Linked DNA regions of Homo sapiens: regions 2, 3 and 4 are each linked to region 1. A link is a loop called in an ENCODE intact Hi-C map of the cell type or tissue named here. Cell type or tissue: PC-9. All regions are shown on one strand. Each heading gives the region's core, and the rest is flanking DNA. Links, peaks and the distances in the headings are about the cores only.

Evidence for each region. Hi-C counts contacts between places; a loop is a spot of excess contacts. Peaks named below come from ENCODE experiments on the same cell type or tissue, not always from the same donor. Only the 100,000 strongest peaks of a DNase experiment are listed, where the experiment ranks them.
Region 2: it touches region 1 in a loop (3-fold over the local background); 5 of 110 quality-filtered maps call a loop at or near these places.
Region 3: it touches region 1 in a loop (2.3-fold over the local background); 5 of 110 quality-filtered maps call a loop at or near these places.
Region 4: it touches region 1 in a loop (4-fold over the local background); 6 of 110 quality-filtered maps call a loop at or near these places.

Annotation. Positions count from the first base shown.
Region 1 is chr22:44,547,384-44,554,658 of GRCh38, forward strand. It overlaps LOC105373059 (a long non-coding RNA gene), which reads right to left and starts at 2,227. Exons shown (of 3, transcript XR_938300.2): 1 at 2,029-2,227. RefSeq lists an enhancer at 3,068-3,595. In PC-9, for the core only: no CTCF peak of the experiment used is centred there; DNase peaks (open chromatin) are centred at 3,418 and 4,058; H3K4me3 peaks cover 1,859 bases; H3K27ac peaks cover 3,562 bases.
Region 2 is chr22:44,441,081-44,448,355 of GRCh38, forward strand. It overlaps LINC01656 (long intergenic non-protein coding RNA 1656), which reads left to right and starts at 2,247. Exons shown (of 3, transcript NR_109966.1): 1 at 2,247-2,321; 2 at 2,562-2,711; 3 at 3,304-3,708. RefSeq lists enhancers at 2,847-3,576, 3,577-4,306, 6,924-7,275. In PC-9, for the core only: CTCF peaks have their summits at 3,860 (motif pointing left) and 4,072; DNase peaks (open chromatin) are centred at 4,451, 4,801 and 5,581; H3K4me3 peaks cover 1,170 bases; H3K27ac peaks cover 3,101 bases.
Region 3 is chr22:44,478,086-44,485,360 of GRCh38, forward strand. It overlaps the pseudogene MRPS18CP6. Among named protein-coding and RNA genes, the nearest start is that of RTL6, 17 kb to the right of the region's middle. In PC-9, for the core only: no CTCF peak of the experiment used is centred there; DNase peaks (open chromatin) are centred at 4,426 and 4,926; H3K27ac peaks cover 2,381 bases.
Region 4 is chr22:44,333,048-44,340,322 of GRCh38, forward strand. No RefSeq gene overlaps it. Among named protein-coding and RNA genes, the nearest start is that of SHISAL1, 24 kb to the left of the region's middle. RefSeq lists enhancers at 4,520-5,283, 5,284-6,047. In PC-9, for the core only: a CTCF peak has its summit at 3,308 (motif pointing right); DNase peaks (open chromatin) are centred at 4,794 and 5,394; H3K27ac peaks cover 363 bases.

The DNA.
Region 1 (7,275 bases), core at 981-5,980:
ATGGAGACGAGATTGTTCATCAAAGTTGGCATCACGCAGAGTTTTGCTTTGCTCAGGGCACCAAGAGAGTTGGCCTTTCTTAAAAATAGAGGTATCAGTATCGGCTCTCCATCCAGCCCAAGAGGTTGGTTTCAAATGCAAATCCCATCCTTGTACCTCCCGCAGGCCCCGGAAACCCTTCAGTTCCGTTGTCCAGGTCAGGGGTAAAGCCCAAGCTCCTGCTGCTGCCTGCCATGGGTGGTGGGTAACTGCGCCTGCAGGACCCAGCCCTGCCTGGCTCCCAGGCCCCTGCCCTCCCTGAGGAAGTGACATTTGATCTGAGACAAGCAGAATTTTTTTCCTTTTTTTTTTTGAGATGAAACCTTGCTCTGTCACCCAGGCTGGAGTGCAGTGGGGTGATCTCGGTTCACTGCAACCTCTGCCTCCTGGGTTCAAGTGATTCTCCTGCCTCAGCCTCCCAAGCAGCTGGGATTACAGGCACCACCATGCCTAGCTACGTTTTGTATTTTTAGTAGAGACGGAGTTTCACCATGTTGGCCAGGCTGGTCTCGAACTCCTGACTCATCCACCCGCCTCCACCTCCCAAAGTGCTGGGATTACAGGCGTAAGCCACTGCATCCCACCAGAGATAAGCAGAACTTAATCCCCAGAAAAGGGAAAGGAAGAACATTCCAAGCAGAGGGGAGAGAATGGGCAAGGGCCCTGAGGCGGACAAAACCATTCACTGGAAGCATCGCTCATCTTCCCAGGTCCGAGGAAGACTCTGACCCGCAGCCCCCCTTGCACTAAGGTAGGGCCATGTTCCTGAGCTCTGCCCAATGGGATAGGGTGGTCTGCACAGCCAGGCCATGCCCAGCTCTCTCCTCCTCCTCCTCCTCACTGGAGAACATGAAAGTGGCCTGGCTGGGTCCCTGAGTCACTGTATGGAGGACACCACCCAGGAGAGTTACCGGCTTGTGTTAAACCTTTCGTGAGAAAGCAAGCAACTGTGGCCGGGTGTGGTGGCTCACCCTATAATCCCAGCACTTTGGGAGGCTGAGGCGGGCAGATCACCTGAGGTCGGGAGTTGGAGACCAGCCTGACCAACATGGAGAAACCCCGTGTCTACTAAAAATACAAAATTAGCTGGGCGTGGTGGTGCATGCCTGTAATCTCAGCTATTCGGGAGGCTGAGGCAGGAGAATCGCTTGAACCTGGGAGGCGGAGGTTGCAGTGAGCCGAGATCTCACCATTGCATTCCAGCCTGGGTGACAAGAGCAAAACTCCATGTCAAAAAAATAAAATAAAATAAATTGCAAAATGTCTCTTTAACAACTCATCTAGAGTCCATGTTGTACCAATATTTTGGATATATTGAGTTAAATAAAATGTATTATTAAAATACTTTTACCTATTTCTTTTCTAAACGTGGCTGCTAGAAAACTTTAGCCACAAACTCTGTATGTGGCTCAAATTCCATGTCTATTATAGTGCTGGTCTAATCCACCCACTTTATTTTACAGATGGGAAAAGTAAAACACAGAGAGGTTAATGAACTTGGTCAAGGTCACACAGAGGCGTGAGAGTTTGGAGTTCTCTGTGAAGCTGAGCTGCTTCACAGGTTTACAGAAAAAATCTGAAGTTCCACTCATGGCAAAGAAAACTTCTGAGCGGTAGGCCTCTCTTGCTGGGATTGAAAGCAACTGAGGCTGAGCGATCTGCAGGTGTCTGCCTGAGAACAAGGGTGGCTTCTCCCACCAACGGGCTTCTTAGAGAAAGGAGAAACACAGAGGTGGTCAGCAGTGAGGACCATGGGCCTCAAGGCAGTGAGAGCCCGGCTCGGGCCCCAGGCCGTAACTCATATCTGAGGATCACAGAGACAGGAGGGAGCAGACGTTGACCCTCTCCTTCCCCACCTTCACTCCCCACAGCAGTAAATTAGAGATCAGGTGGCGACTTGCCGAGTTGATGCAAGAATGCAGTGTGATGTCTGTTACCGACCAGGTCAGAACCCAGCTCAAACTGACTTAAGGAAAAAGTGCAACTTACTGGCTCCTAAAATGCAGAGGGCCCTGGATTGACCAGCTTCAGGCATGGCTTGACCCAGATTCTCTTGTGATGCCAACAGGGTCTCCCCTTCCTTCACCCTGACAGGGTCAGGAGAATCGCTTGAACCCAGGAGCAGAGGTTGCCGAGAGCCGAGATAGTACCACTGCACTCCACCCTGGGTGACAGGGTGAAACTCAGGCTGAAAAAGAAAAGAAAAAGAATCAATCATCAGTGTTCACATCGCAATGACTATGAAAATGCTATTCACAGCTGATCGCAGAGTACACTATGCTATGTACACTTCCTTAAACAACATTTTGTCTTTCTGAAGTTAATATTCTTTGCTTTGTTTTGTTCTTAGCTTGTTCCCAAGTTCCTGTTACCAAACTCCCTATCAATTGTCTACCCCTCGAAGCATTCCCTTCTCGAAGCTCTCCCCTGGGGCCCCCAGCAGGCTCAGGCTCTCGCCAGACTGTGGTCCACAGTGCCTCGGTGCAAGCTGGTGCCCCAGATGCTCCTTCTCCTCTTTCCTGAGTGGGAGTGTCTGTGTCCATTGTCCTATATCCATTGTCATACAAGCCCATACAAAGTGTTTGCTATATTGCAAAACTCGAAATATCTTTTTTTTTTTTTTGAGAAGGAGTATCGCTCTGTTGCCAGGCTGGAGTGCAATGGAACAATCTTGGCTCACTGCAGTCTCTGCCTCCCAGGTTCAAGCGATTCTCCTGCCTCAGCCTCCCGAGTAGCTGGGACTACAAGAGCACAACACCACGCCCAGCTAATTTTTTTTTTTTTTTTTTTTTTGAGACAGCGTATCACTCTGTCGCCCAGGCTAGAGTGCAGTGGCGTAATCTTGGCTCACTGCAACCTCTGCCTCCCGGGTTCACGCCATTCTCCTGCCTCAGCCTCCCGAGTAGCTAGGACTACAGGCGCCTGCCACCACACCTGGCTTTTTTTTTTTTTTTTTTTTTTTTTGTATTTTTAGTAGAGACGGGGTTTCACCGTGTTAGCCAGGATGGTCTTGATCTCCTGACCTCGTGATCCACCTGCCTCCCAAAGTGCTGGGATTACAGGCGTGAGCCACCGCGCCTGGCCCACGTCCAGCTAATTTTTGTATTTTTAGTAGAGACGGGGTTTCACCATGTTGGCCAGGATGGTCTTGATCTCTTGACCTCGTGATCTGCCTGCCTTGGCCTCCGAAAGTGCTGGGATTACGGGTGTGCGCCACCGTGCCCAGCCTCGAAATATCTTTATTCTACTCTCCTAGCTGATCAGTGGCTTGAGTGGTTATCCTAGGCCCAGTTCAGTCCAGGAAGAGAAGCCACAATGAGCATTGTGGGAGGAGGGGCCCATCATAGGAATGAGACCTTGCACAATCCTAGGAAGAGCAGGGGAGCGGAGCTGGGGAGGAGGGGAGCGGGAGAGTCAGGAAAGACTCAGCAGCCAGCCCTCCTGAAGCCTGGGGCAGGAGGCCAGCTCGGAGCTTGCAGGAAAGTCATGAGAAAGTCACGCACATCCAGCTGCACGGGTCAGGGCGCCGGGGGAGGTCTGGCCAAGAGGCTGCAGGAGCTGCTGCCTCTGCAGCTGCCACCTCTGTGGGGAAGCCCAGGGCCACTGTCGGGGCAGCAGGGTCAACGGTGGGGAGCATGAGCAGGACCCAGGGTGAGGAAGAGTGCGGACACCCTGGAACTCACGGAGCACCTGTGCAGCGGTCTCTCCCCATCTCCGATCACAAAGTCGCTCAGAGGAGCGCAGCCTGCTTGCTTTTGCCTGCCAACAGCCCGCGAGTTGTCAGCCTGCCATCTAAACAAACCCCTTCTCACTATATTTAACTTCCTAATAAAGACAGCAATGAAATCAGGCTGCTTCCTCACACGATGCAACTGTTCCTTATTAAAATCGAAAGTGCACTAACCTTCTACCCTCCCAGCCTCAAAAAGAGACTTTCTCCATCTGCGAAGGGGGCAATCCCCCTTCTGGCTGAGTCACTCCCTCTTTGACATCCTGTGACTTAAGTATCAAGACGTAAGGCCAGTCACGATGAACACAGCTTATGTGAGATAGCAGGGGAATGGAAGAAGGAAATGATAATTGGTTAATATGGGGGCCGGGCGTGGTGGCTCATGCCTGTAATCCCAGCACTTTGAGAGGCTGAGACAGGTGGATCATCTGAGGTTAGGGGTTCAAGACCAGCCTGGCCAACATGGTGAAACCCCATCTCTACTAAAAATACAAAAATTAGCTGGGCGTGGTGGCAGGTGCCTGTAATCCCAGCTATTCGAGAGGCTGAGGCAGGAGAATCACTTGAACCTGGGAGGCGGAGGTTGCAGTGAGCCGAGATCACACCATTGCACTCCAGCCTGGGCGATAAGAGCAAAATTCCTTCTAAATAATCATAATAATAATTGGTTAATGTGATTGAAAATGTTAGTAACAACAGCATAAAGTGTGAGTACTCCTAACTGACCCCCTTCCCTTCCACCACCGCTCACATGGCTGTGCCTGGTGTGTAGGGCCTCCTCTCCTGTATTCATCCGGTATTTCCTCTGCCCAAAGCAAGCACTGCAGCTGGATTCCTTGTCTAGTGTGGTGACTATGCCTTTGGTGATCCCTGGCATTGCTATTGTCATTGTTTTGGGGCGCCAAAAACCACGGCAAACTTAATGGAGGAATATCGTGTGTTCTCTAAGGGTTCCGCCCACCCATCTTTCCCTTGTCTCTCTTCCTCTCCTCAGGCCTCTTTATTCCCTGGGACACAGTAATATTAAAAATAGGCCAATTATAACCTTACAATGGCCTTTAAGTTTTCAATGAAAGGAGGAGTCCACATCCCTCCCTTTAAATCAAAAGTTAGAAATGGCTAAGCTTGGTGAGGAAGGCATGTGAAAAGCTTGAGACAGGCCAAAAGCTGGGGCTCTTGAGCCAGTTAGCCAGATTGTGAATGCAAAGAAAAAGTCTCACTCTGTTGCCCAGGCTGGAGTGCAGTGGAGCGATCTCAGCTCATTGCAACCTCTACTTCCCAGGTTCAAGCGATTCTCCTGCCTCTGCCTCCCAAGTAGCTGAGATTACAGGCACGTGCCACCACGCCAGGCTAATTTTTGTATTTTTAGTAGAGATGGAGTTTCACCTGTTGGCCAGGCTGGTCTTGAACTACTGACCTCAGGTGATTCGCCTGCCTCAGCCTCCCAAAGTGCTGGGATTACAGGTGTGAGCCACCGTGCCCGGCCAAGAAAAAGTTATTGAAGGAAATTAAAAGTGCTACTCCAAGCCGGGCACAATGGCTCACACCTGTAATCCTAGCACTTTGGAAGGACGAGGTGGGTGGATCACCTGAGGTCAGGAGTTCGAGACCAGCCTGGCCAACACGGTGAAACCCTGTCTCTACTAAAAATACAAAAATTAGCTGGGCCTGGTGGCGCATGCCTGTAATCCCAGCTACTTGGGAGGCAGAGGCGGGAGGATCGCTTGAACTTGGGAAGTGAAGGTTGCAGTGAGCTGAGATTGCACCACTGCACTCAAGCCTGGTTGACACAGTGAGACTCCTCTCCGGAAACAAACAAAAAAAAAAAGTGCTACTCCAGTGAACATAGAATGCTAAGAAATTGAAACAGCCTTCTTGCTGATGTGAAATTTGAGTGACGTGGATTGGCAGATCCCAGCAGCCACAGCATGTTAAGGAAAGAGGCCGTCTCCTTAACGTAAAAGCATAACGTGGAGCAGCAAGTGCTGATGGAGTAGCTGCAGCAAGTTATCCAGAAGATCCAGCTGAGATCATCGATGCAGGTGGCTACACTAAACAACTGATTTCCAATGTAAATAAAATAGCCTTCTATTGGAAGAAAATGTCATCTAGTGTATAGCTAGAGAAGAGAAGTCAATGGTTAGCTTTGAAGCTTCAGAGGACAGATCGACTCTCTTGCGAGGGGCTAGTGAAGCTGGTGACTTTAAGTAGAAGCCAATGTTAATTTGCGATTCTGAAAACCTTGAAAATTCTAGGACCCTTAAGAATGATGCTATACCAGCCGGGTGCGGTGGCTCACAGCTGTAATCCCAGCACTTTGGGAGGCCGAGGTGGGCAGATCACCTGAGGTCAGGAGTTCGGGATGAGCCTGGCCAACATGGTGAAACCCCGTCTCTGCTAAAAATACAAAAATTAGCCAGGCATGGTGGCAGGGACCTGTAGTCCCAGCTACTGGGGAGGCTGAGGCAGGAGAATTGCTTGAACCCGGGAGGCGGGGGTTGCGATGAGCCGAGATCACGCCATTACACTCTAGCCTAGGCAACAGAGAGAGACTCCGTCTCAAAAAAAAAAAAAAAAAGAAGAAGAAGGATGCTATATCTACTTTGCCTGTGTGCTCTATACATGGAACAACAAAGCCTGGTGACAGCACATCTGTTTACAGAATGGCTTGCTACATATTTGAAGCCCACTGTTGAGACCTACTCCTCAGAAAAAGATTCCTTTCAAAATAGTACTGTTCATTGACTCTGCATCTGGTCACCCAAGAGCTCTGATGGAGATGTATAAGAAGAATGTTGTTTTCATGCCTGCTAACACTTCATCCAGCCAGGCACGGTGGCTCACGCCTGTAATCCCAGCACTTTGGGAGGCCGAGACAGGCGGATCATGAGGTCAGGAGATCGAGACCATCCTGGCTAACACAAGGAAACCCCGTCTCTACTAAAAATACAGAAAAAAATAGCCAGGAGTGGTGGCAGGTGCCTGTAGTCCCAGCTACTCGGGAGGCTGAGGCAGGAGAATGGCATGAACCTAGGAGGCAGAGCTTGCAGTGAGCCGAGATTGTGCCACTGCACTCCAGCCTGGGCGACAGAGTGAGACTCCGTCTCAAAAACAAACAAACAAACAAAACACTTCATCCATTCTGCAGCCCATGGATCAAGGAGTCATTTTGACTTTCAAGTCTTATTATTTAAGAAATACGTTTCCTCAGGCTGTAGCTGCCTGATGGATCTGGGCAACGTTTCCCAGTTTATATAATACTGAGAAGCCAATACATTTGTGTGACTTGCTTTATTATGACTCTCTTCATTGTGGTGGTCTGGAACCAAACGTGCAATACACCCAAGGTGAGCCTGGCTGTGGTAGTGTACTTTCCTCCTGGTCATTCTTTGTACCCAGCGCCCTGGTGCCAACTGGACATGAGTCTAGTGACAGGTCTGGAAGAAATGAGAGGTGGTGGGGATCGGCCATCTCAGAAGAGGTCACTACAGGCTCTTAGGCAATGG
Region 2 (7,275 bases), core at 1,674-6,673, 110 kb before region 1:
CCGCAGCTTTGTCGGGGGAGAATGGGGATGAAGGTGGGGGCCCTGGTTTCCATACCACCCACAGCAGACTCTGGCTCGGGCTTCAAGAGGGCAGGGACCGGCCCTATGGTGCGTAGCTGGTTCTGCGCTTCAAACACGCTGGACACTGGCCCTCCCGTTCCATGGTCCTGCTCGCCACTGTGGACATGGGAAAGGGATGTTTACAGCCCTGTAAGAGCCTCTTCCAACCTGCATCTGACTCTCCCTCCTCAAGGGCAGGAGGAAGGGTCGCCCAGGAGAGCAGGCCCAAGTCCCAGGGGCCTGGGAGCGGGCTTACAGTGGACTCCTAGGACAGTGCTCTGTGTGGGAGTGGTCCTGGTGAGAACTGCAGGAGCCCGAGCTGGCCTCTGTCCCTCCTGGAGCCCTGCACACCTGGTGACAGGCCCTGGGGATGGAACTGTCTGGCGTCAGGTCAGCAGACGCTCCCAAGGGCAGAGGTTGCATCTGCGGCCAGGGCACATCAGGTGGCTCTGTGCACCACGAGCCCAGGGCCAGGCCAGGCATGTGCTATCGGGGCAGAGGCCTTGCGGCCCCCATCAAGAGTCAGCTGTCTGGCCCCGAGCCCCCTCCCTGCTGCCCCAGCACCCTGACTTCCAGCACCACCATCCCAGAGGGGCCTGTGAGACTCAGCTGCATTGAGTGGCCTGAGGCCAAGTGTGCAAGGCCCTGGGGAGCTGCAGAGGGAGCCCCCAGGAGAATGAGCCTGGGGCCAGGGCGGGGGCCGCCCCATCTTCCTCCCTCGTGCCTCTCCATGAAAATCTGCTCTCACAGCCTCCCCAGCTCAGCTTCCCGCTGTGCAGGGGCAGAGACTGGGGCTCTGAGCAGCCTCAAGGACATGGCCAGGGGCCCCCCAGACCCCAGCACTCTGCAACCCTCTCAGGGCTTTAGAGCTGGCCACGGCCCTCAGAGGGCGTGGTGGGGGCTCTGGGCCAAAGAGGGCAAACACTGCTGAGGGGACAAGGGGATGAGATGGGTCTCCAGGGGTCCAGGAGTCACTGTGGCCTTCAACCTTGGCCATAGCCACCTCAGTGAGTGACGGAAGCGAAGCCTTCCCTATGGGTGAGGTAGGGTGGACGGGGAGTGTAGACAACACTCCCAGAGGCCCGGCTGAGAGAGGCAGAGGCACAATGCGAGGAGTGTGGGCGGGGCTTCCTTAGTCTGGGGACCCCTGAGCATGATGCGGGCGCGTAGACATTGCTGAGATGGGAGTGGGTGGGGGGTCAGTCTCTCTCCATCCCAGGGCCCAGCACCTCCCTCCTCCCATCCTGGGGACTCCCGGATCCTCATGCCTTGGTGTCCCCTCCTGGCGGTTCTTTCTTGTTAACGGTCAGTTCTGCACCCTGGGGTCCAGGCCCCAGCACCTCCACATGCCTGGAGATCTTGCCTCCTGAGTGGCAGAGATGATATGCCAGCAGGGTTGGCATCGGGAGGAACCTGCTGGGTTCAGCTCTATTTGTTCTGAATTACCATAGGAGGGAGAGCAAATGGGACCAGCAGCACTGGGGGGGCAGGTGTGATGGACAGGCCTGGGAGCCACACCCTGGGAAATGCCAGCCACAATGGCCCCACAGAACAGGCCACAGCCTCCAGCCCCTGCCCTCCCCCAGCCATGCCTCCTCCGCAGCCATCAGCCCTTGCTTCAAACTGTGCCTCTCCCCAACACCCCCAGCACCAGGAGGAGTAATTTTCCTAATAACCTTTGGTGTCTCTGACTTTTAGCCTCTAGCAGCCACTTCTAAGATTTACCAGGATTTCCGTGGACATGGTTTGACAATTTCCTCGAGGAATTAGACAGTTCAGTTGCAAAACTCAATTTATCTGAGAGCCGCACGTTCTGGTCCCTGAGCCACCAGGCACCTCCTCTCGCCAGCTCTGCTGTTGACAGCAAAGTGGCCGCCCTGAGTGGGGACCTGCCAGGGGCAGCTCGCATGTAATTCAGGGGCTTCTTTGAGGACGCCTGAGAAGTACATAGCATCTAAGACTGTGTTCTCGGTAATGAGGGTTTAGAGAAAAGCAATTCTGGAGCAGGCTCCAAGAAATTGAGATAATTTCGCTGGGAGATGAGAACTGAAACATGACCCTGCACTGTGTGGCCTCGGTCTGGAGGCAGGTGACAGGGTGACGTGACCACCCAGAGGGCCCTTAGATGACAGACAGGGCGAGGCGGCCTCCTTTGCCTGGGTGGCTGCAGGGTCAGGACCAGGACCACAAGGAGAAGGTGGGCCCAGCAAGCCCAGAGGACACAGCCACCAGGACTGTCACCCACTCCTGGGGAAGGGCGGGTAGGAAGGAAAGGGGTAGCTGAGGAGATACAAGAGGCAGAGGGCGGCAGGGAGTGAGAGGGAGGTGGTGGGAGCAGGGAGGGCAGGGGAAAGGGCCTCAGGCCAGTCCTGGAGGAAGGAACTCCCTTCCCCGGTGGTGGCCATGAAACTTCCCTTTAGAATCCTGCTGGGGAAACTGGCTCTCTGAACTATTTTTTTTGTCTGCGCTATTTTTTTTTTCTGTTCTTGGGGCTGTGGAAGGAAGGTGCTGTCTCCGGGGTTGTCAGAAAAGTCCAGAATCCTCCTGGAGTTGAAGTCTCTCTGCGGGGCCAGGATGGCGAGGAACTGGAACCCTGGAGCCTGTCATGTTACTCCAAGGCTGACTAGTCCCAGTCCCCAGTGAGAAGCAAGGTGGGCCTAGCTGTACCTGGAGCCAGACTCCTGTTCTGGGGAGGGGAACAGTCACCAGAAGGAGAAAGTGACAGAAATGCTCAGCTCAGCCCCCACCAGCCGCATGCATGTGTGGCCCCTCTCGGTCCTCCAGTACTGCACCCCTGCAAAGGGAGGCTGGTGGTGTCTGCGCACATACACGCACATATGCACACACACAGACACATGCACATATGTGCTCATGTGTGCACACACACTCACACACATGCATGTGTGTACATGCACATGCATGATTCTGTCGGCTGCTTTCCAAGCCCTGGTATTGTGAGTGCTTCCAGGCTTCCAGTAGTAGTCAGACAAACCGCTTTGTGAGCCTCCAATGAGATCCTGGGGGTGATGGGGCATCTTCATGGAGACTGGTGGGTGGCGGGTGCCCACTGCATGGAAGATTCCGGTCCTTCTCCTACTTTTTCTCCCCAGATTACTGGGAGGCTTAAACAAAGCCAGGCTAAGGGAACACGGCCCGCCCTTGGTGCACCTTAGTAATGTTATCCTCACTGCTAATGTAATGGCCCCCAAGTAAATGAAGAGGCTTCTGACGTCAACATTGCAGGAGAACCTGATACAGGCGGTGGCCCGGCTTGGAATGAGCAGAACAACCTAGACCCGTCTGGCTTTGGGAGTCAGAGGCTCGGCTTCAAATCCCAGCTCCACCTTGGTCACCTGCAGGACCCTGAGCCGTAGAGGATTAACCCAGTCGGCGTGCAGGGGGCGTGGCCTGTGCCTCACTGCAGGTACCCCTCCTGTCCCTCCCGCAGCACTGATGACAGGCCGGCTGTGCTGGGCACCGAGAATGCACCGGCCCTGCTCTCGCAGGGCCCACAGACCAGGGAGGGAGGAAGATCATAAATAAATGAAGTGAGCAAGGCACCGTGCATGTATTCTACCAGTGTCTACAGAGCCCATGCTCTGAGCCAGGCACTAGTCTAGTAAATAAACATCGCTAACGTGTTTCAGACACTTGCCTTATCCTCCAGCCTCAACCTCTGTTACCCATGAAGTCTCACAATAGGCCTAGGGGGTGGCCCTCTTGTAACCCCATCTTACAGGAGAGGAAACAGAGGCCCAGAGAGGCTAAGCTCCTTGCCATGCTGTTAGGCAGTGACGGAGCCTGCACCCATAATCGGTATGCTGCCTCCTGCTGGATGCTAGGGGGGTCTCCAGGGGCTGAAGCTCATGTGGTCCCTGCCTCCTGGAGCTCAGGCTAGTGGGGCCTGGAAGAAGAGGGGCAGGGCCCTTCCATCTGTTACAGTGAATTCCAGGTGGGTGAGATCAGGGAAGGCTTCCTGGAGGAGGTGATGTTTGAGCCGGGATCTGAAGGTCAGGAAGGAATTAACCAGGTTCAGAGGGAGAGAGAATCTACTCCTTCTACTCATGCTACCTATTCTTTGACACCCCCTCCAGGAAGCCCTCCTTGCCCTCTTCCAGACGGAGCTCCCACACTACAGCTGCACTATCTCTGTCTGTGCCCGAGTTCCCACCAGACTGTGGAACTCCCAAAAGGCAGTGCAGGGGGCTGGCTCCTCTGTGTCCCCAGCACCACCCAGCCCCGGGCACGGGAATCAGAGGCTGAGGGACGGCAGGCTGTGTGGGCTGAGGTGGGAGGGCGGCATAGCCGAGGGGCCCGTTTGTCACACTGGCTCCAGGTGCACAGGGTGAGACACTCAGGAACCCTGCTGCTCAGGAGAATTTTAGGCCAATGACCTGCCGGCCCCTGATTAGCCCCTGATGTTGCTCTGTGTCAGGCAGCGCGCCAGGCAGATGACCCCCTCTTTGACCCCAGGAGAGGCTGGAGTAAGCGTGTCTCCAGCCAGGACGTGCAAATGGCATGCAGTGGAGGAAGCCAGGGAGCATGAATTGCTGGGACCCAGCTGTCTGTTCTGGAAGAGGGCATTTTTCCCCCCTGCCCATGTTAACTTTATCCTTAGCTTGTACCCAGAACTCCACCGCTGTCTATCGGTTGGGCAGACAGAGGCTGCCTTGCCTGGCTGCCAACACGAAATGGCATTTTGCTCGAGGTGTTCCTCCTCCCTCGCCTTTCCCTGCCTCTAAATTCAGAGCAAAGGTAGCATGAGTCACGACTCATCGACACGGTGAGGGACAAGCATGCTCCGCCAGGGAGGGGCTTTGTGCGGTCTGAACCGGGGACTGCAGCAAACGATCGCGCAGCGGGGACTCAAGCCCCTGATGGTGCCAGAAAAATATAACAATAACAGAAATAAACACCAAACCCACAAAAGCTCAGTGCAGAAGGCCCAGAGTCCAAGAGCGCCCATGTACGCAGGCCGGCCAGCTGGGGGATCTTGGGCAAGATATCCTTGAGGATAAAGATATCCCTTTTTAACTTCAGTTTCTTCATCTGTAAAATGGACAGGATAATACTTATACCTACTTCATAGGATTATTGTGCTGACAAATAAGTGAGTATCATATGCCCAGCACCCACTAAGGTTCAGATGCAATAAATGGTAAGCCGTACTGCCATCATTCAGATGCTCATGAAAGCCTCTGTGTCTGTCACCAGCTAACCATGGTGACCTGAAATGAGCCTTGGAAACCTAGGATGGCAAGGAATGGGTCTAGTTTGTGCCCTGGTGTATTACCAAGACTTTCATAAATGGCATGGGAAAATTACCCCTGAAGATTTATGACCACAAGCCAGCCCTCAAACAAGTTCATAGGGACAATTGACACTTCCAGTTCTGTGTGCAAAAACCTCAGGCTGAGAATTTAGATGAAAATGGCTTTCTCTAGACTTCTCACAAACAAATGCAAATCCCCCTGGAGCAATTAAGGTGACATTCCAACCACAGGAGCATCTTACAGCTGAGAGTCACTAAACACACGAGGAAACAGGGCACCATGAGTAAGAACCAGCACAAACCTCACCTAGCTGAATCAGATCCACAGAGTCCCCAGATAGCAGAATTATCAGATGAGGAATGTAAAATAAGTCTGTTTACTACAATTAAAGACACAAAAAAGAGGAGAGTTCAAAATATGAGTTGGGAACAAGAGATTCTAAAAATGGACCAGGCATGGTGGCTCACGCCAGTAATCCCAGCACTTTGGAAAGCTGAGGCGGGAGGATCACTTGAGGCTAGCAGTTCAAGACCAGTCTGGACCACATGTCAAGACCTCATCTCCATAAAAAATTTCAAAATTAATAGGGCATAGTGGTGCTTGCCTGTAGTCCCAGTTGCCTGGGAGGCTGAGGTGGGAAGATTGCTTGAGCCCAGGAGTTTGAGGCTGCAGTGAGCCGTGATCACACCACATACTCCAGCCTGGGCAATGGAGCAAGACTCTGTTTCTAAAAAATAAATAAAATAAAATAACCAAGAAGATTTGAAATAGAATCAAATAGAATTTGTAGAAATTAATAAAATGGTCATTGTGTAAATTGGTGTGATTACTTTGAAAACAATTTGGCATTATCTAGTAAATGTGAAGATGAGCACTCGTAGTTAGTTCCCTTCAACATTTTTTTTTTTGTTTTCTTTTGAGATGGAGTCTCGAACTGTCGCTCGGGCTGGAGTACTGCAACCTCAGCCTCCTGGGTTCACACAATTCTCCTGCCTCAGCCTCCCTAGTAGCTGCGATTATAGGCGCACACCACCACACAGGGCTAATTTTTGTATTTTTAGTAGAGACGGGGTTTCACTATGTTGGCCAGACGGGTCTCAAACTCCTGACCTTGTGATCCACCCGCCTCAGCCTCCCAAAGTGCTGGGATTACAGGCGTGAGCCTCCGCGCCCGGCCCCTTCAACATTTTTTAGAGAATCTCCTGCCCATGTACACCAGGAGACACATCCCAGATGTTTCTGGGAGCACTGTTTGTAACAGTAAAACAAACACAATGAAACTTTTTTTTGTTTTTGAGATGGAGTCTCGCTCTGTCGCCCAGGCTGGAGTGCAGTGGCGCAATCTCGGCTCACTGCAAGCTCCACCTCCCGGGTTCACGCCATTCTCCTGCCTCAGCCTCCCCAGTAGCTGGGACTACAGGTGCCCGCCACCACACCTGGCTAAAGTTTTTGTATTTTTAGTAGAGACGGGGTTTCACTGTGTTAGCCAGGATGGTCTCGATCTCCTGACCTCGTGATCTGCCCACCTCGGCCTCCCAAAGTGCTGGGATTACAGGCATGAGCCACCGTGGCCAGCCACACTTTTTTAAAAAAAGAAAAGAAAAAAAAGAGGGAAGGGAAGGGAAGGGGAGGGGAGGGGAGGGGAGGGGAGGGGAGGGGAGGAAAAAGAAAAGAATGTTTTCACAGCAGAGGTGTCTAGTCCTGGGAGGGGCTGGTTTGCAAGGGAGTGAGCCCCCCCATCACTGGTGGGAAGGTGAGTTGAGACTGATGACTACTTGTGAGGACGCTGTGCTCTGAGGTCTCATTTGTGCTAAGGTTCCGATAGCTGGCCGGGTACAGGGTCCCTGTCTGATATAACTCCTGAGACCCTGGCTTTGGACCAGGCACAGGGGCCATGCTCCGTGGACATCTGAATGAATGAAAAAAATGAATGAACAAAGTG
Region 3 (7,275 bases), core at 1,445-6,444, 69 kb before region 1:
CCAGGACTTCACGACCAGCATGGGCAACACAGCAGAACCCTGTTGCTACAAAGAATTTACAAAATTATCCGGGCATGATGGCCCATGCTTGTAGTCTCAGCTACTTGGGAGGCTGAGGTGAAAGGATCACTGAGCCTGGGAGGTCAAGGCTGCAGTGAGTTGAGGCTGCAGTAACACTGCTCTCCAGCCTGGGTGACAGAGTGAGACCCTGTCTCCAAAATAATAATAATAATTTGAGGCCAAGATGACTTTATCTTCTTCCAGAGAGAATTTTCTTTCCTTCTCCAGGTGCTTGGGCATTCTAGATTTACCTTAATCCAGTTTCAGGGATTGAGATTTTTGGCACTACCCTGGTTACTGGAAGCTAAGCTATAGGACATGAAAGAGCTGGTTTTATTCCAATGTACTCTTTATACTTAATATACACCCTTTTGGAACCCAACCCTAAATATGGGGTCAGGGATGTCTGCCAGGGCCCCCAGCCTTGCTTGGCAGGCTCTGGACACCAGTGATTGTCCCCGTCACCCTGTGAGGCTGTCAAAAGTGCTGCCTGGCCTCTGACTTTCCTCTTCCAGATCAGCTAATGCTCTCTGGGGAGAAGGCGCCCCAAATGCAGGCTTCACCTTTCTGAATTTCCTTCTCGGATTTTACTCACTATCTCGTCACTCTTCGATGTTTCTAGGAAGATCTTAAAATCTTCTGTGCATCTGTTTCCTTATCTTCAGAGAAATGGTGGGTCTGAACTCTGTAGCCCGTCATCACTTGAAGGGCCACAAAGCGCGTCTCGCGAAATCCACCCCCTGCAGGAGCTCTGCCTGGTGACAGGGCTCAGGACCCCTCTGCTCTCAGTTCTGTCCTCACCTTCCCTCCTGGGGAATGTCTTTCCAGTGTATGGGTTTCCTAATTCCCTTCTTGTTTCTTCCCAATCACTCTTCTTCTACCAGGGGAAGCCTCTTCTCTCTCTGAACTTGGATTTTGAACAAAAGCCAGAAAGTGTTCCTGGGAATTTTCTGCCTCTTGCCCACCACACCCTTCCCTTCTACCTGTAACTAGAGAAGCCTGACTGAGCCAGACTCAGTGGGATTACATGGCTCACGCCTCTAATCCCAGCACTTTGGGGAGCTGAGGCAGGTGAATGGCCTGAGGTCAGGAGTTTGAGACCAGCCTGGCCAACATGGTGAAACCCCGTCTCTACTAAAAACACAAAAATTAGCTGGACATGGTGGTGGGTGCCTGTAATCCTAGCTACTTGGGAGGTTGAGGTAGGAGAATCCCTTGAACCCGAGAGGCGGAGGTTGCAGTGAGCCGAGATCGTGACACTGCACTCCAGCCTGGGTGAGAAAATTAGACTTCATTTCAAAAAAAAGAAAAAGAAAAAAAAAGAAGCTTGACTGCACAGTGCTCACCTGAGAGATAGGAGAAAAAATACATGATTAAAAAATGCTAATTAATGCTTTAACGATTACTCAGCCACACACATGTTAGACTTGCATGAGGGTCCATTTAAGGAAAGATAATGAGTAGAAGGCTACAATTCTGTTCTAAAAATGAGGAAAGCATGATCTTGGAGCCACACTGCTTGGGTTTGAATCTGGGCTCCACCCCTCACAGTCATTCACTTCCTATGTAACCCACTGGGCACTTCACACTGAGCCAAACACTTCCTGAGCATTTGCAATAAACCTCTTGAGTGAAGTGCTGTTATTACCCCCTCCTTTGAACTGTGTAACTTGAGCAGCCTACGTATTACAAACTCTGTAAACCATCAGAGGCTATACAGGAGTGTCATCACCACCATCATCACCATCACCATCATCACCACCATCACCATCATCATCATCACCATCATCACCATCATCAACATCACCATCATCACCATCATCACCATCATCATTATCATCATCGCCATCATCACCATCATCATTATCACCATAATCACCATCATCATCATCATTATGCTAGAAGAGACGTTTCTCAAACATCTGGATGATACCTGGACGTGGCAGACATGGATCCAAGATGATCTCAGATAGGTTTGGGGGAAAGAGAGAGAGAGAAGGAGAGAGAGACAGAGACAGAGACACAGAGAGACACGAGCGAAAACTGGCCATATCAAAAGTAACAATCGACCGTGTGGAATGCATTTCCCAGCATGAATTCTGAGGCATCTTAGGCCTAAAAGAAGACCAGAGAAGCGGCTGGGCGGGGTGGCTCATGTCTGTAATCCCAGCACTTTGGGAGGCCGAGGTGGGCGGATCACAAGGTCAGGAGTTCGAGACCATCCTGGCTAACACAGTGAAACCCCGTCTCTACTAAAAATACAAAATATTAGCCGGGCATGGTGGCGCCTGTAGTCCCAGGTACTTGGGAGGCTGAGCCAACAGAATGGCCTGAACTGGGGAGGCAGAGCTTGCAGTGAGCCGAGATCACGCCACTGCACTCCAGCCTGAGCAATAGCACAAGAATCTGTCTCAAAAAAAAAAAAAAAAGAAGACAGAGAAGCATATTCTAATTAACTAGTTTAAGAGGAACTTAAGCTAAATTTCCTTAGACATCCTAAATGGACATTGGCCCTTTTCACATTCTGAGAAAATTTCTCAGGAAAAAAAAAAAAAAAAAGAAGCAGGGAAATTTACTTAATCCATTACTTCCCAGGTTTCATTGCTGTGGAACACGGTTTCTTACTGACACCGGTGACAATCTAAGAAGCGTATTTTGTAATGTGTAAATTAAAATGTGGCTCCTTCCTCACTTATTAGGAGCTGCTGGCATTGGAAGAAGAAATGGTGAAACTGTAATGAGAAATTAATGAATAAGAAAGAAAACTGAGAGAATACTTTAAACCAACAGCTGATGCTTTAAAAATAAATAAGTTCAACAGTTAGTCTCTGACAAATCTAATCAATAAAAAAAAGAAAACAGATTAAATTAAGCAGAAGAAAGAGGGTGTGATCAATGCAGAGAGGATTCTCAAAGCCTGAGATGAAACTACGCACGGTTCTATGCTGATCAATTAGAAAATCTCCATGAAATGGACAGGTTTCTGTTCCCTCCCCAAATGATTAAAGCAGAAGTAGCTTATCTGGGAAAAAAATGCTATTTCCCATCTCTGGTACCCAGTGCCAGAAATTCCAGTCAATTAGACTTAATAAGTTGAGGGAGTGAGCTTCCTCAAGCAGGAGAGACAGACACTCTTATCTGCCAAGGACATGTTTATCTAGCTAGATCATGAATAATTGAGAAGTAGAGTCACAGGAAAAAAGGACAAAACCCAGCACGAGTCAGATAGAGACTGTCAAGGTAAATGTGATAAAATTAAACTAAGTAGCTATAACAAGAGATGTATAAGACCTGTTTGAAGGAAAATACAAAACTTGATTGTGGAACAGGGTTGAAACTGGAAGGAGACAAATGTCAGAGAGCACTTCCTCTCCACAGTGACCCTGCAGTTGCACAGCCACATGAGTGTGTACAACCTTCAACGGAGCATGTGTATTTACATGCAGTGCGATCTTCCCTTGGTATCTGCAGGGTTGGTTCCAGGACACACCTCCACCCCCACAGAATCTGAAGATGCTCAGGTCCCTTACTTAATGGTGCAGTATTTGCATATAACTGACACACACCCTCCAGTATACTTTAAATCATCTCTAGATTACTTATAATACCTGATGCCATGTCAATGCTATGTAAATAGTTGTTATACTGTATTGCTTTTTTTTTTTTTTTCTTGAGACAGAGTCCCGCCCAGGCTGGAGTGCAGTGGCGCGATCTCGGCTCACTGCAAACTCCGCCTCCAGGGTTCACGCCATTCTCCTGCCTCAGCCTCCCGAGTAGCTGGGACTACAGGCACCCACCACCACGCCCGGCTAATTTTTTGTATTTTTAGTAGAGACGGGGTTTCACCGTGTTAGTCAGGATGGTCTCAAACTCCTGACCTCGTGATCCACCTGTCTCGGCCTCCCAAAGTGCTAGGATTACAGGCATGAGCCACCGCGACTGGCCTTTTTTTTTTTTTTTTTTTTTTTGAGAGAGTCTCTCTCTGTCACCCAGGCTGGAGTGCAGTGGTGTGATCTCAGCTGACTGCAACCTCCACCTTCTGGGTTCAAGGGATCCTCCTGCCTCAGCCTCCCAAGTAGCTGGGATTACAGGCACCCACCACCACACTCAACTAATATTTTGTATTTTTAGTAGAGACGGGGTTTCACCACGTTGGCCAGGCTGGTCTCAAACTCCTGACCTCAAGTGATGCACCTGCCTTGGCCTCCCAAAGTGCTGGGATTACAGGCGTGAGCCACCGTGCCCAGCCTCTTAATTGTTTTTAAAAAGTCAGCTGAGGCTTAGCATGTAGAAAGCCACAAAAGAACACCACTCCTAACCTAACGGTGAGTAAAGGTACAAAACTGGAATTTTTCTTGAGCCCATGAGAGAGCTAAGATTACAAGGAAGTAAATTCCAAATAGTGCCCAGCCCCATCGAGGAGAGATAAGACAAGGCACATGAATTGTGGCGCTGTTAGCAGAGCATGAGAAAACATAGGGCTGCTGGAAAGACAGAAAAGGAGCAAATGGCTAAAATAGTAACAAATTCCTATGGGCTGAATATGGGATACTGTGACCCTCTGGAATAAGTGGGAATCCAGACCCTAGCGGAGGTCATCTCAGTCCCCTACAAACTCTTTCCCTCCTCTGAGTGCTCACTGGGAATATTGGAGACAGGCAGGACAGCATCAAAAGCTGCCACTTCTTTGATGCACAAACATGAAAAACAACACCTTTTCCCAGACCCTTCACTTATATAAAACAAGAGCTCCAGGCCACTGGGGGAAGGGCAGGAAATCCTCCCAAGGCCCACAAAGATCCATAGCTTCTGGGGAATAGAAACAAAAGATAGTTTTCATCTTAAGAAACTTGAGGGCCAGGCGCAGTGGCTTATGCCTGTAATCCCGGCACTTTGAGAGGCCGAGGTGGGTGAATCATCTGAGGTCAGGAATTTGAGACCAGCCTGGCCAAAATGGTGAAACCCCATCTCTACTAAAAATACAGAAATTAGCCAAGCATGATGGTTTGCACCTGTAATCCCAGCTACTTGGGAGGCTGAGGCAGGAGAATCACTTGAACCCGGGAGGTAGAGGTTGCAGTGAGCCGAGATCGCACCATTGCACTCTAGCTTGGGCGACAAGAGCAAAACTCCGTCTCAAAAAAAAAAGAAAGAAAATAAATGAAATTTGAGGCTGGGCGTGATGGCTCACACCTGTAATCCCAGCACTTCGGGAGGCCTGGGTGTGAGGATTGCTTAAGGCCAGGAGTTTGAGATCAACCTGGGCAACACAGCAAGACCCCATCTGAATTTTTTTTAACTGTAAAATAAGTTTATTGGTGGTAACGTGATAGAATTTATTCCCAACATCTGATATTACAAACTTTAGGGTCCTTGAGATATGCAGATCCTTGTATGTAACTGGCATAAATCCCATTATTTGAGCTCTCTTAATTGCTTCTGTGATTTCTTTCTGTTTCTTCCCACAAAGACCTATAATGTACCTTCCATAAATGCCTCCAGTAAATGGAGAAATAAAGTGGGACAAGAGCTGTACATTCTTATCATCTACACGCTTTCCACACAAGATACAATTCTTTTTTTCTTTTTTCTGTTTGAGACAGAGTCTTGCCCTTGTCACCCAGGCTGGAGTGCAGTGCATTATTTGAGTTGTTTTTCTCATTCAGATACAAAAGTTTCTTCTAGATGGCTCGGGGTAGCTGGCATGCTAAGGGTACTTCGCTCTCACACTCCACTCTCCATGCCCTAAAAGCTCCCTCAGCACTGACGGCACCAGTGTCTTCTCTTCTTTTCCTATTTAATAGCTTTGTTGTTTGTGATTTTCATAATTTAAGTGAATTATGTGTAACGAGTTTATTGAGGAACCTCAACTTGTTGAGACTATAAATAGACGCAATTTTATTTCTTGCCAACTCCAATCCATATGGGATCTGTTGAAGCTCTCTTTCCTGCTAGGTAGGAGGTCCCTTAATGACATCTTGGCCAGATTCCAAGGTTTTCTTCTCATTTTCTTTTTTTTTTTTTTTTTTTTTTTTTTTGTTGAAAAGGAGTCTCGCTCTGTCTCCCAGGCTGGAGTGCAGTGGCGTGATCTCTGCTCACTGCAAGCTCCACCTCCCGGGTTCCAGCCATTCTCCTGCCTCAGCCTCCCCAGTAGCTGGGACTACAGGCGCCCGCCACCACGCCCAGCTAATTTTTTTTGTATTTTTTAGTAGAGACAGGGTTTCACCGTGTTAGCCAGGATGGTCTCGATCTCCTGACCTCGTGATCCGCCCGCCTCGGCCTCCCAAAGTGCTGGGATTACAGGGGTGAGCCACCGCGCCCAGCTGGTTTTCTTTTCATTTTCGTCTTTAGAACAGCCTCTTGGTGTTTAAGACTAAGCCCTGTCTATTTCTAAAGAATGTTCAGCTCAAACACAATTCAAGACTTGTGGCCAGAGTTCTCTGTGGCTCTTGCGGCTTGGAGGAGCGGGAAAGGGCCCCTCTGGACTCAACGAAACTGTTTGCCTCACCAGGCTGTGTTTATTCACGTGTTGGGATGGCTCAGAGAGGGCGCAGGGAGAGGGCCCTGGCAGGGTGGTGGCCTCTCCCACTTTCCCATCCACCGCTGAGCATGAGAAGATGTCGGCTCCCACCTGGGCCCTCCCAGGTGGCTCTGGTCCATGATTTCACCTGGCCTCCTCTCCTGGCTGGCCCTGGCTGGTGGTGGTCACACCGCAGTGCTCTGATGCATGAATTCTTGTGTGCTCCCCACCATGGGGATCCCACAACACCGTGGTTCCCTGTCTCATCCACCTTCCTGGGGCAGCAGGCAACTGGAGGGTGGGGATCCAGCTTCCATAGATTCTGGAAAAGGAAACTAAAGGGGTTGATGCTGGCTCCCCTTGAATGAGAAACCTCCTCTCCCTCTGAGTCCCTTAACCCATGGTTCATGGGATGAAGGCAGGTGGGGAGTCCACTGGCCAACCAGACATGACCAGAATGCACTTGTCCCCATCTCAGAGGTGCCTTCAACCTACATGAAGTTCTCAAAGCCCACTCTCCCCTAGCTTTCTCCTATGAAGGAGAAAACAGTACTTACCACCAAGCCTCCATGGTAGCCCCCGGACAGATCACTCCCACAGTCCCATCTTCTGCACGTAAGGACTCACACCTGGTGTTTTTTGGGGGGTTTTGGTTTCTGAAATTTTTTTTTTTTTTTGAGACGGAGTCTCACTCT
Region 4 (7,275 bases), core at 1,432-6,431, 210 kb before region 1:
TTTATTTGTTCCTCACCACAGTGCTGGGCAGCGTCCTCCCCACTTCACAGCAGAGGTGCTGGGACTCAGAGAGGTTAGGACATCTGCTCTGAGCCACACAGCCAGCTAGGGGCAGAATCGGGGCTCAAGCCCAGGTCTGCCTGACGTCCAGGCCCAGTCCTCCAGCCTTGGCCCCTCACAGGTACCTTAGTAAACATCAAGAGAAGGCACCGAGGGCAAGTGCTGCACCCTCTCCTTACTGAGGAGGAACCAAGACAGCGGGAGGTGCCTGGCAACAGCTTGCGCGTGACCCACTGATGGGGCTGGGAATCCAGATGGCATTTCCGATGCCACATCCTGGGCCCCTTTCAAAGATAAGAGGGAGGCTCAGCCTCATGCCCGAGGCACCCAGCTGGACAGTGGGAATGGTGCTGGGGCGCCCACCCTAGGAAGCCTGCACTGTTGGAGTGCCTCAGTTTCCCCACCTGTCTCACAGGTGTCCATCCCTTCCTGTCTTCAGTGGACCTGGCTTGAGCAGCTGCCCAAGCAGGACACAATCTCCCTCCAAGGGAGCCGATGTGGGCCCTGCTCATGGGAGGGGCAGAGGGACCCCATGAATGCCCCAGCAGGGCGAGGTCAGGGTCACAGTGAGGGTTCAGGGAGGCAGTGCCTGCTCAGCCACAGGGGCAGGCAGTGTTGCCCAGTGGGAAGGCTCATGGGATTTGTAGCAAGGTGGCACTTTGTCCCTAATTGGCCAGGTGGCCTTGGGCACGGCACAGAAGCTCCCTGAACGTCAGTTCTCTTTCCTAAAGAGGTCACAGCACTGCCTCCCGCATAGAGTGTCTCGAGGACTAAATGAGACTGGGCCCATGAGATACTTCTCCTGGCGCCTGGCAAATATCCCAAGAGGGGGACGGAGGAAACTGAGGCCAAGAGAGGCCATGGAACAGGTAGAAGTGCCCGGTGCTGGTGGTGGCGGGGCTGGAAGGTGCCTGCCAGACTGTCCCGTCTGATTTTGGCTGTTATGCTGGAGAGGTGCCTGTCATCTGTGCCCTAGCAGGGACCGTGTCTCAGGCTCTCAGTGCCAGGGACACTCAGCGTTGAGGGATGCGGGCTGAGCAAGGGGAGGAAGTGTAGGGGTGTCACAGCAGGCCGCCTGTGTTGCTGGGATGGGGTGTGTTGTGTGTGTGGTGTCTGTGTGTGTGGTGTATAGTGTGTGTATGTGTGTGTTGTGTGTTGTGTTTGTTGTATGAGTGGTGTGTGTGTGTTGTATGTGTGATTTGTATGTGGTGTTTGGTGTGTGCATGTGCTATGTGTGTTCTGTGTATGCGTATTAAATGTGTGGGGTGTATGGTACATGTGTGAATATGTATGTGTGTATGAGAGAATCTGAATGAGTGGTGTGTGTTTTGTGTGTGTGGTATGTGTGTGAATATGAGAGTGTGTGAGTGCTGTGTGTTTTTTGTGAGTGTGGTATGTGTGTGAATATGAGAGTGTGTGAGTGGTGTGTGTGTCTTGTGTGTGTCATATGTCTGTGTGGTACTGTATATGAGGTGTGTGATGTATGTTTACGGTGTGTCTGTGTGTTATATATAGTGTGTGGTGGTGTGTGTGGTATGTGTGAGATGTGTATGTTTGTGAGTATACCTAGGACTGTTGAAAGTGTGTGCTGTGTGTGTGTTGTATGTGTTGTGTGTGTACGTGTGTATAAGAGTGTGTGTTGTGTGTTATATATGTATGTTATGTGTGTTGTGTGTCATGTGTGGTATATGAGTATAAATGTGTGTGTTGTATGTGTGCGTTGTGTGTATGTGGTATGGTTGGTGTGTGGTCTGCGCTGTGTATGGTGTGTTTGTGAATGTGTGTGTATGTGTGTGTGTATGAAAGTGTGAGCAGAGTGTGTTGTGTGTATATATGAAGATACGAGTGTGATATGTATATGTGAGTGATGTGTGTCAATGTGTGTGTCTCAGGCTGTGTGTGTGTGAGTATGAGTGATGTGTGTGAGGGTTTGAGTGGTGTGTGGTGGTTTGTGGGGTGTGTGGTGTGTGTGAGTGTGTGAAGGTGTGAGTGAATGGTGTGTGGTGGTGTTTGGGGGGTGTATGAGGGTGTGAGTGGCGTGTGTGTGTGAGGGTGTGAGTGCTGTGTATGGGGCCTGTGGTGTGTTTGTATGTGAAGGTGTAAGCAGTGTGGGGATGTGGTGTGTGTGTGTGTATGAGTGGGTGTGTGTGAGGGTGTGAGTGGTGTATGTGTGTGAAGGTGTGAGTGCTGTGTGTGTGCTGTATGTGGGGTCTGTGGTGTGTTTGTATGTGAGGGTATAAGTAGTGTGGGGATGTGGCGTGTGTGTGTATATGAGTGGGTTTGTGTGAGGGTGTGTGTGGTGTGGGGAGTGCCAGTGTGTATGTATGTGTGTGAGGTGCGAGTGAATAGTGTGTGTGGTGTGTGGTGTCTATGTGTGTGTAAGGATGTGAATGGTGTGTGTGGTTTTGTGTGTGTGGTGGGGGTGTGTGAGTGTGTATGTGAGTGTGCGTGAGGGTGTGAGTGGTGTGGGTTGTGTCTGTGTGAGATGTGAGTGGTGGTGTGTGAGTGTGTGTGAGGGTGTGAGTGAATGGTGTGTGTGAGGTGTGAGTGGATGGTGTGAATGAGTGGGGTGTGTGCTGTGTGTGCTGGGGTGTGCGATGGCTGTTGGCATGCGGGGGTGGTAGAATGAGGCATCTCCCTTTTTGGGGTGCGCATGTCTGGAATCTCCATATGGTGAGTGTGTCGGTGCATGTTTCCACGTGTATGTGTGGTGGTGTGTGTGTGTGCATGCATGTGTGATGTGTGTCTGTGTATGTGTGGTAAGTGTGGTGTATGTGTGGTTTGTGTCTGTGTATCTGTATGTATGTGTGGTGTATCTGTGTATGGTATGTGTGGTGTGTGTTTCTGTGTGTATGCGTTGTGTGTGTGGTGTGTGTATGTATGGTGTGTGTGTGGTGTGTGTCTGTGTGTGTGGTGTGTGTCTGTATATCTGTGTGTATGTGCGGTGTGTGTATCTGTGTATGTGTGGTGTGTGTTTCTGTGTGTCTGTGTGGTGTGTGTGTAGTGTTTGTGTGTGGTGTGTGTATGTGTGCTGTGTGTGTCTGTGTCTGTGTGTGTATGTGTGATGTGTGTGTGTCTGTGTGGTGTGTGTCTTTGTATCTGTGTGTGTATGTGTGTGTGTGTGTGGTGTGTTCAGGGCATGTGGAAAGCGTCATCATTTAGTGGAGCCCCTCCCCCTCATCCTCCCTCCCTCCGCCCTTCACCTGCCACTGGGTGGGGCTCTGTGCCTGTCCCAGGTAGTGCTGGACACCCACAGACCAGAAGAGGTCCCTGCCCCAAAGAAGCTCACTGTCGGGTTGGTGACGGCCCAAATGTTAAGGCTCTGTCACTCCATCTCCTACAGGATGAAACTCCATCCCCTTTTCCTGTGCCTGTGGCCCAGCCCACCTGCCCAGCCTCCTCTGCAGTGAGGTGCCGGAGCTCCAGCCATGTCAAACCTGCAAGGCACGGTGGCTGTCCTGGGCGGTCACTCCATGGCCTCCTCATAACCCCATGACAGGCCCACTATGTGCTGGGCTGGGCTGCCCTCCGCAGTGCTCCCAGGGCCCTGCACCTTCACCTTCTGTCTCTGGCATGGGCTCGCCTACCTTGGACAAAACTACTTTGCCTCCCTGAGCCTCAGTTTCCCCATTTGCATAATGGGAATGACCTCAAAGGGTCAATGTGAGGATTAGATGAGAGACAAGATCATAACAGGCAATGGTCCTGTTGATTAACCCAAAATAAATGAATGCTTGGCGCTTCGTGGGTACTTGGTCTCATCAACATCCCTTCTGCTTTTCCAGGAGGCCGAGGGGTCGGCAGGAAAAAGGGTGGACTTTGGAACTGAATGGATTTGGGTTTGGATCTCTGTTTGGCCACTCACCAGCTGTATGGCCTTGGCCAAGGCCGTTCACTTCTCTGTGCACTCGTGTCCTGTGCTGCCCCAACCAGATGACCACCCACTTTACAGTTCCAGAGTCTGAAATCAAATGGGTATCCCTGGGCCAAAATCCAGGGGTGCGCGGGGCCGCTCTTCCTGGAGGCTCCAGGGGAGGAGCCTCCTGTCCCCTTCCAGCCTCTAGTGGTACCCTCAGCTTGCGGCGGCATCACCCGGCCTTGGAGGGCAGCATCTTCAGATCTCCCTGCACTCCTCTTCCCACAGCCTCGGGGCGGATGCTCCCTCTGCCTCCCTCTTATAAGGATGCCTGTGATTGCATTAGGGCCCACCCTGATCATCCCAAATAATACCCCCATCTCAAAATCCTCCACTCAACCCCTTCTGCAAAGTCCTTTTTTCCCTGCTTGCCGTATAAGGTAGCACTGGCAGGTTCCAGGGATTAGGATGCGGATATCTTTGGGGGCAGGGGAGCACTCTTAAGCCTTCCGCCCTCCAGGCATCTGCCGAGGCAGGTGAGGGCGTAGGCTCGGGGGCTATTGTGTGAGTCCAGTGAGACGGAGCATGTAAGCATGTAAGCTGTCATCCACGGACCATTCAACAAATACTGCTGCGTCTCTGCTCCCGGCTGCGCTGGAGGAGGCATGTGCAGGTGACTATGCAGACTACCCTGGGAGACATTCCCCTGCCCCATTTCTGGGCACCTACTGCGTGCCAGGCCAAGCCCGACACCCCACATCTGTCGTGGCTTCATCCTCCATCCCTATTTACTATTTCTCTGACTTCGGGAGGCCTGCTCCCCCGCAAACGCGACTGCTCACAGGGCGGCCTGGCGATGACTCATGCTCTCTCCCTTGGTGGAGAGCAGCCTTTTCAAAGGGCTGGCTGGGGAGGGAGCTAAATTTAAAGCCAGGCTTCCCGAGAAGATCACCTGCCACATCAAAATTGCAGCCATTTAATCGGGAGTCGGGGACAGGAGGCATCGCACCCTCTTTCCTTTCTGAGAGGGTGGTGCTTGGAGGCCAAGACCCTGGGGCGGGCAGGGTGAGGGGGCTCCGGTTTGGTGCGACCAGCTGGTCCCAGGTCTCGACACGTTCCCTCACCTTCCCCCGCTTCCTTGCGGAGCAGCCCCCCACCCTCCCAAGGACCACCCCCAGCCCCTTCCTCCTCCAAGGGGTCCAATCCCCCAGCCCCCATTTCCTAAATTCAAAATCGAGGGCTCAGAGAGATTTCGATGCACCCTGCCCCCTCAAAGTCCTCCGGCAAGGGTGTGGCCAAGCTGGGCAGTGCCCTGGACTGGGTGGCTGCTCTGCTCCTTGGGTAGGGTGGACAGGGCGGGGTCAAGTTGTCACCTCTTTGAGCTTCTGTTTCCTTATTTATCAATCAATTCCAGGCAGGAGGAAGCACTTTGGTGGGCCCTGGAGGGCATTGTGTTCACTCCACCTGTCTACCTGGGAGGAGGCGGAGGCCGTGAGGTGGGGAGACTCAGCCCAGGATCCTGGGAGGGAAAGAGGAGCCAGCCAGCAGCCAGGCCTCTGCCTCCCAGCCCTGGCCTCCTCTGAGGTGTAAGGCTGGCTTGCTCACTGCCGCCCTTGTGCCTTTGCCAGTGGGTGAGGCTGGCTGGCTGCCTGTCCCTGCTCCTGCTCTCCCAACTGACCACAGGAGCCTCGTGTCACAGCAAAGCCATGGCTTCCCTGTGGCTACAGGGATGGGTCACAGGGAGGAAGGGCTGCCCACTGGTTAGGGGTGCTGGCTGTGGGGTCAGAGCTGAATCTGCATCTTGGCTGCTGCTGTATTGTGAGTCTTGACTGCTTGGGGCTGGGTACGTAGTAGTTGCTCTGTGTGCAGGCATCATCGCCATGGCTGACTGCGGTCCCACAGATTTGGAAGGTGTGGTGAGCTGGGTGCCGGGGTCCGGGAAGCTCGCAGGCCAGATGCACTGCACAGATGCCAGCAGTGGGGTTTGCCAAAGGCCATCATCTCATCCCTGGGGGTTCCACAGTCTCCCAGCTCCTCCTCTCTGGCCTGCCCACCTGCCTCTTGGTCACAAGTGTAAACACAGGTTTCTCTTCCAGGCCTGGCAAGGAGGCAAGAGGCGGCTTCTGTCTGCAAACAAAGTGCATGCAGCAGGCCCAGCTCTAAGCCACACCATGACCCCCCTCCCCAGTGTTTCCCTGTAACTACACTGCACTGTGAAAGGAACTTTGCAGGTGTCACAAAGGTGACTGATCAGCAAACCTTAAGAGGAGATGATCTGGCTCAGCTGACCTTGTCACATGAGTCCTTTAAAAGCAGAGCATTTTCTCTGACTGGTGACAGCAGCTGGGGCCCAAGAGACCCCGGGTGAGAGGGGTAGGCATGAGGCAGTGCGGTGCAGGGGTCTCAGGGCAAGGCAGTGAGGAGCTAAGAGCCCCCAACCAACACCAGCAAGGACACAGGACCTCAGTCCTACAGCCACAAGGAGCTGGATTCTGCTGACACCCCCAGATAAGCCCAGGAGCCTCCAGGCGAGGGCCCGGCCCTGCTGATACCTTGAGGTCAGCCTTGTGAGACCCTAAGCAGATAACCCACTGAGCCCACGCAGACTTCTGGCCTCCAGGACTGTGAAACAGCAGGTGGGTGGTGATTTAAGAGTTCAAGTTTGTGGCAGTTTGTTACATTTTGCAGCAATAGAAATACCCACGTCCTCAGCAACCACTCATGCTACTGCCTTTTTAAAGGGGTGCAGAGCCTTACAGCCCATCCTCCACTGTCCCTCGAGGGGACAGCCCCTGACCTCGCCACTCCTCTGCTTACAGACCTTCCATGGGTACCTTCAGGATGAAGTCTGAGCTCCCGATGGTTGGGCATTCAACGTGGGAAAGAAAAGACATCGTCTCCATCAGTTTGGAGAAGATTGGCTGCAGGGGCCCTGCTATGTGCTGGGGGCAGCTGAGTCTCACAAGGGACTGAGCTCCCAGGGAAATGCCTGGACTCCAGAGGCTGCTGTGCAGACCTGTCTGTCCCCCCGAGTCCTAGGGCTCAGGGCCCATGGAGATGCCCCTGGGTCAGGGACCACCGAGCAGCCCAGGCACACTGGGAGGACGTCGGCTACGAGGTGACACGGAGCCAGGAGGCTTGGGGGACTGGGGAGCACCAACTTCACTTCCCAAAGCTGAAACACAAGAGACCCCGGGGATGCAGGCTGTTCCTGGCCTCAGTTTCCTCATCTGTAGGCGATCACTGATGATAAGCCCCGCTCGGGTAGCACCGGGCTCTGTTCTCAGCGTGTGATGCGCATTACATCGTAAGGTGGGGTAGGTGCTATTTGTCAGTGCTGTCAATAGTCAATATCACAG